Linked DNA regions of Mus musculus: region 2 is linked to region 1. A link is a loop called in an ENCODE intact Hi-C map of the cell type or tissue named here. Cell type or tissue: heart. All regions are shown on one strand. Each heading gives the region's core, and the rest is flanking DNA. Links, peaks and the distances in the headings are about the cores only. Region 1 holds the start of Fbxo10 (F-box protein 10). Region 2 overlaps Gm12679 (a long non-coding RNA gene).

Evidence for each region. Peaks named below come from ENCODE experiments on the same cell type or tissue, not always from the same donor. Only the 100,000 strongest peaks of a DNase experiment are listed, where the experiment ranks them.
Region 2: it touches region 1 in a loop (3.0-fold over the local background); 2 of 42 quality-filtered maps call a loop at or near these places.

What each region holds. Positions count from the first base shown.
Region 1 is chr4:45,083,335-45,086,245 of GRCm38, forward strand. Fbxo10 (F-box protein 10) reads right to left here and starts at 1,270. Exons shown (of 11, transcript NM_001024142.1): 1 at 1,156-1,270. In heart, for the core only: no CTCF peak of the experiment used is centred there; a DNase peak (open chromatin) is centred at 1,337; H3K4me3 peaks cover 1,561 bases; H3K27ac peaks cover 1,745 bases.
Region 2 is chr4:44,971,927-44,974,837 of GRCm38, forward strand. The region is part of intron 1 of Gm12679 (a long non-coding RNA gene); the gene reads right to left. Among named protein-coding and RNA genes, the nearest start is that of Gm12679, 5.2 kb to the right of the region's middle. In heart, for the core only: a CTCF peak has its summit at 1,665 (motif pointing right); a DNase peak (open chromatin) is centred at 1,695; H3K4me3 peaks cover 531 bases; H3K27ac peaks cover 404 bases.

The DNA.
Region 1 (2,911 bases), core at 231-2,730:
CAGAATAAACGAACAGTTGAGTTAGAACATAGGCAAGCTCAAGCATTCTTTCTACTACCCAAGGCCAACAGTGTTGATGGCTGAGCAAAATCAAAGTCCTGGCCTCGTTCTTGGTCTAGCTTCTCTGTGTGCAGGAGACGGCTGGATTCCATGGGCTCCTAGGCATCTTCCAGTAGACAGTCAATCACCCTACTGTATTTTTTTTTTTTTTTTTTTTTTTTTTGTGATAGCACATGCCTGACAGTTTTCTTTCCCCTCAGAGGGAATCTGATACCCATCTGCTCAAGTAAATTAGCGTTCCCATCCTGCCTGACTCATTCGGTAGGAACAACAGGTTCACATGCCAATATGAAACAGAAGGCAAAGGGGGCCTGGGAAAGGGGAGAGGGCTCCTCAGCCAAAACGACACATTTTTCAGAATCACATTCACAGAGGACGGTGTGCTTACTGCGAGAAAGACGTCTATCATGGACTCCTAGATTGCTATTTTAACAATGCTCACACGGAGAGTGCTCTCTAAGGAGTCCTCAACGTTTCCTGCTTAATCCTCACAGCAACCTCGGGCCGAAGAATTCATCTCTACTTTTATTTATTTATTTTTTTTTTCCATTTTTTATTAGGTATTTAGCTCATTTACATCATCTCTACTTTTAACAGAAGCACCACCGACGTGGCTCAAGGTTGCCTGGCTAGTGGGTGGTGGATGGAACTAACACCAACTCCGGAGTTCTGGCTCTCCAAACGGCTCTGCCATCAGTGCAGGAGGGAGGCCGGGCAGGGGGTCGTCCCCTCTTCCTTCAAAGATTTGCGGAAACCGAGTCTCCGCGACTTGTTAAAACCAGACCCACTGGGTGCGCGACTGCACGCTCTCTCCTGCATCCCAGGTGAAGGCTAGCAAACCGCAAAATCGCATTCATTCTCTCAGACACTTGCAAAGCCCTGGGGCTGGAGGCGACCGCGGGTGGGTCCGGGGTGGGGGCGGACGGGGGCACAGCTCTCCCGGAGCTCCGGCAGCCGAGGCCCCCCACCTCCCGCAGTGCCCCCAGGCCCGGTCCCCGCACCCCAGCCAAACGCTGGGCCCACGGAGGGACCGAGCGGCCGGTGAGCCTGGAGCATCCGCGGGCTCCCGAGAAGCCTCCTTCCTGCGCCTCTTACCTCAGGGAGCGGCGCTGCCCGGCCGCGGCCGCGACGCCCTGGAAGCCGCAGGGCTGCCGGAGGACTGCGGCGCTCGGCCACAGCGGGGTCCGACTTCGCCGCGAGCCCCGCCCCCGGTGGCTGTCACGTGACGCGGGTGTAGGGCTGGCCTGCGAGCGCGCGCGGCCGTGAGACTGGAAGGAGGGCGGGGCGAGCGGGGCTCGGCGATGGAGGGCGAGCGTGGCCTCCGAAGGGGTGGGAACAGCATCGTGGGCGGGAACTGCCGGAGGCTCCTAGGGGCCTGGAAGCGGGCGGATCCTTCCCATCACCACTATAGCCTAACAGCACCCTGGGCTCCGTGCATATGAGCACATAGGAGCTGGAGTCACCCTGAGCCCAGCTAGAAGTCAGGAAGGACTTGGGGCCATGGGTGGGTTGTGTGGAAAACGTTTGGCACAACGCAAATGATGTGTGTAGTACCTGTTGCACCAACTACTAGTTATGGGCCCAAGAGAACAAAGCGGTGGTGGCTCCTGTTCTGAAATCCACTCTGTGGCGGAGAGGATAAACCGGAAAAGCTGTTTAAGTCCATATGTATTTAAAATTATATGAAGTACATGAAAAGAGCTCTTTGGTTGAAAACTAGGGTTTGAGGAATGTGATGACCTCATGAGAGTAGCTATGTGAAAGAGGCCAGAGAAAGCTCCTGCGCTGAGGGAGACAAGACGACTCCTAAGAAAAAATATTTTTTTTGTAGATTTTTTTTACTTTTATGCGTATTTTATGCACCTGATTTATGTGCACACAGGGGGCCCTGGAAGCCAGAAGAGGGAGCCGGAGCCCTTGGAACTTGAATATAGACAGTTGTGAGCCACCAAGTGGATCCTTTGCAAGAGCAATAAACCTCCTGACTAGTAAGCTGTCTCTCCAACCCTGTATCCCACCATCCCGAGGTCTTAGATAAAAGGGTATTAGAGGTCATCAGTATTTCATAAGCCATGATAAAGGAAGCCATTGAAGGGGGAGAATGCAGGTGTTCGATACTCTGTGCTGAGAAGACAAGAGAAGTAGAGACTGGCCTGAAGTACTGGAAGTGGATATGGGGGCACACACACGGATCTGAGACAGTTTTGCAGTAAAGTCAAATTTGGGGGGGGTGTTGTTTTATGCAGTGGTTAAGGCAAATTCAGGGTCTTGCACATGCTGAGCAAGTGCTACCCCCCTGTACCCCCTGTACCCCCCTACATCCCAGCCTTCAACGATTCATTTGTTTAAACCCCAAACAAAACACCTAGACCCAAACCCAACAATTGAATGCTGACCGAGAGCTGTTCAGCAAGCACACAGATGTAGTGGAAAGGCCATGCTTAGACGTCGCTTACGTTTGGCAAACCGATCGCACGTCTAATCCTTTGAAAAGTGGCCCATTGTATGAAACCAGCAGGCTGAATATGAATTTCAATACCCAATTAAAAGCCTGAGTTCCTGGATTTGTGCTATCAAACATTATTGTTTGTGTTGGCATTTCTCTAAAAAGGTTAGGACATTCAAAGGACAACAATGGGGCCCGTCTAACACAGCATGCTGTCTGTCTTCTTCATCTGTCCAAAGGTGCCACGGGGGCGGGGGGATTTTATTTCTTGTATAAACATTTAAACGTCAAGACAGTGGCGTTTTATTTAAGATTTACTTATTTTTATTTTATGCGTAAGTGTGCTTTGGCTACATGCATGTCTGTGCACAAGAACAGTATTTGTAAGCGACTGGTTGCTCCTCT
Region 2 (2,911 bases), core at 191-2,690, 110 kb before region 1:
CCAGCACTCCAGAGGTAACAGCGGGAGGATTGCCATGAATTCAACAGCAGTCAGATCTATACAGTGAGTTCCTATCTGGACAGGACAACATAGTAAAACCCTGACTCAAAATGATGGTGGTGATGGTGGTGGTGGTGGTGATAATGATGAAACATTTGTGGGATAATCTTAAATCTTGCTGTGCATAGTGATCTCAGCTCTCATGGGGATAATGTAGGAAAATCGAGATTTTTGAGACCAGCCTGGGCTAGGGAAAATAGAACCTGCCTCAGAAATAAAATACATAAAAAGAAAAACACGCCAGACAACAGCTGTACAGACCTGTAATCAAGTACTTGGTGGGCAGAGGCAGGAGGATCATGAGTTCAAGGCCATCTTTGGCTGCACAGTAAGTTTGAGACCTGTCTAGGTACATGAGACCCTTTCGTAAAAAAATAAAAGCCGCCACTACCATAGCAACAAGAACTCATTTTAAGTTCTACTTCACATAAAGCTAATTTTGATCACAGAATATGATGTGGGCTTTTCTGCTAACGTGTGTAATAAGGGATATTCATGCAGGTGGTTAATGTTAACTGTAGTGGCATGTTGGGATAATGTTAATTGTGTTAACCATTTGTTGAACAAACAACTAGCTGTCTATAGTTACTGTTCTAATGCTAATAAGAGACACTATGACCAAGGCAATTTATGAGAGGAAACATTTAATTGGGGGGTTGCTTATACTTTCTGAGGGTTACTCCATTATCATCACAGTGGGAGAGAGAGAGAGAGAGACTGAAACTGGGATGCTGAAACCTCAAAGCCCACACCCAGTGACACACCTCCTCTAACAAGGCCACACCTCCTAATCCTTCCCAAACAGTTCATCAGCTGGGGACCTAGCATTCAAATATCTGAGGCTATGGGGCCATTCTCATTCAAACCTCCACAGTATGCATGAGGGACATTCATTCAGGTAGTAAATGTTAGTTAACTGAAACAGCACATTAGGATACATTAGGACAATGTATCCTTTTGCTAACCATGTATTGTATAAAGTTGGGAAGTACATAACTCTATATCTGAGATTTGACCTTTTGATGAGTTTACAGGTACCTGTGCAAGCCTAGTATTGAAATGCATCTTCGAGTTGTCTCCTCCTGTAGCCCCTCCCCTGGCTGGGAAAGCAGACCATACTCTGAGCTGAGCCCGTGGGTGTGGGTGCTTGGTCCACCAGGTGTCTCTAGGCAAAAGGCTCAGCTCGGCTACTCTATGCCTGAGTGTGCTGGGCAAGTGCTGGGAGAAAGCCAGGTGACAGGGATAACTTTGGGGTCTTGCAATGGGTCAAAGGCTGGACAGAGCTGAGGACAGTAGGGAACGGAGTGACACAGGACTCTGAGACAGCTGCTGGGGAGTCTAGGAGGGCTTTCAGGTTAGTACAAGCCTGCAAGCCTCCAGATTCCAGAAGTGGAGGGTGGAGCCCAGTCCGAGGATCTAACAGAAGCTAGGTGATTAGAAAAAGTCGCCAAGGACCGAGCAGGATCTGGGTTCAAATCCCTCCGCACCTCCAACAAAAGTCAGAGAGACCCAGGGCTTGCCTGCAGGGGAGGGGTTGCAGGGACTTGTGTCACAAAAGTGAGGATGAACACCAGGAGGCGGCAGAGCCCAACAAGGCTAGGAACATGCCACGGATGTATTTCGTCCCCTGGCCAGCAGGGTGCGGTGTAAGCTAATCCCACTGTGCCTCCGGCTCCTGAAGATCTGGTCCAGGACTTGGCACCTGCCGCCCACGAAGAGATCTCAGTGATTTCTCCCAACTAGACAGAAGGGCTGTGCCAGATGTCACCCAGCCAGTCTGTGGCCCCAATGTTTTGAGCAGCCAACTTCTCACGATGCCCCAGCAATGACAACAAGCTGCAAAATCTGCCTGTTTCCACAGAGCAACACCCCCACGCTCGCACATATCCCACCACGTTATCTGTAAATCCGGTCGTGGCATCGCTAGAATGACAGACTTCTCGTCTGCCTCTCACCTGCACAGTCAGGAGCCTGGGTCTACTCAGGCCTCGGGTTTGCATCTGAGTCTGGCACTGGCCAGGTTTGTTCTCCCAGAAAGAGCCCACTGTCAGCACAATACACTCTCTGTGGCTAGAGGACCGAGGCCCCGCAGTAGAGGTCCCAGCAGCGCCCTTCCATGGCTCTCCCCACCACACAGAGGGTCACTTCCTCACAGTCGACAGGAGGGCTTCTGAAGGTGATGTAATAGGGTGGACTTGCTGGAGATAAACAACCCCGCGGCCTCTAGATGCCCACCCATCATAGGCACAAGTGAGAGGGTGTGCGGGCTTTCATCCCGAGGCCACCCTGGAATCGCACCTCCCCACTCAGACTCCATGGACCTGTCATGCCCCTGTTGTCCAGCCTATGGCTGCAAGACGGCTCCTCCTGCCTCAACTAACAGCCACTTGCCCCGTGTTTCTGACTTTAAAACTCCCCGAGGAACCACACGAGGCCCTAGAAGACTGACTCCTAACCTCTGCCTCAGCGATTTCTGATTTCTTTCTGCCCCTCCTCTTTGTTGTCCAACCTCAAGGCTGGCTGGGCGGTGACCAAGCCTGGGTGTTCCTTAGCCCTTCCATCACAGACAAATCCGGTCCTTTGGCAAGCTTGATACTATGTTGCTTGCCAAAGACGGTGGCCAAGAGGTTTTTGAACTCAAGAAACTCATGGCCCAGTGTGGGGTACAGGAACCCCCAACCTCAGGCATCTTAGAGGTCTGTGGGCACTGAGAAGGGACCTTCAATTCAATATGGCTTTCCACAGGAGGCTGCTTCTGAAAAAAAAAAAAAAAAAAAAAAAAAAAAAAAAACCAGGGATTTACTGTGAAGGGAGAAGGTGTTCACAGCATTTAACATTTCTTCCATAGGGA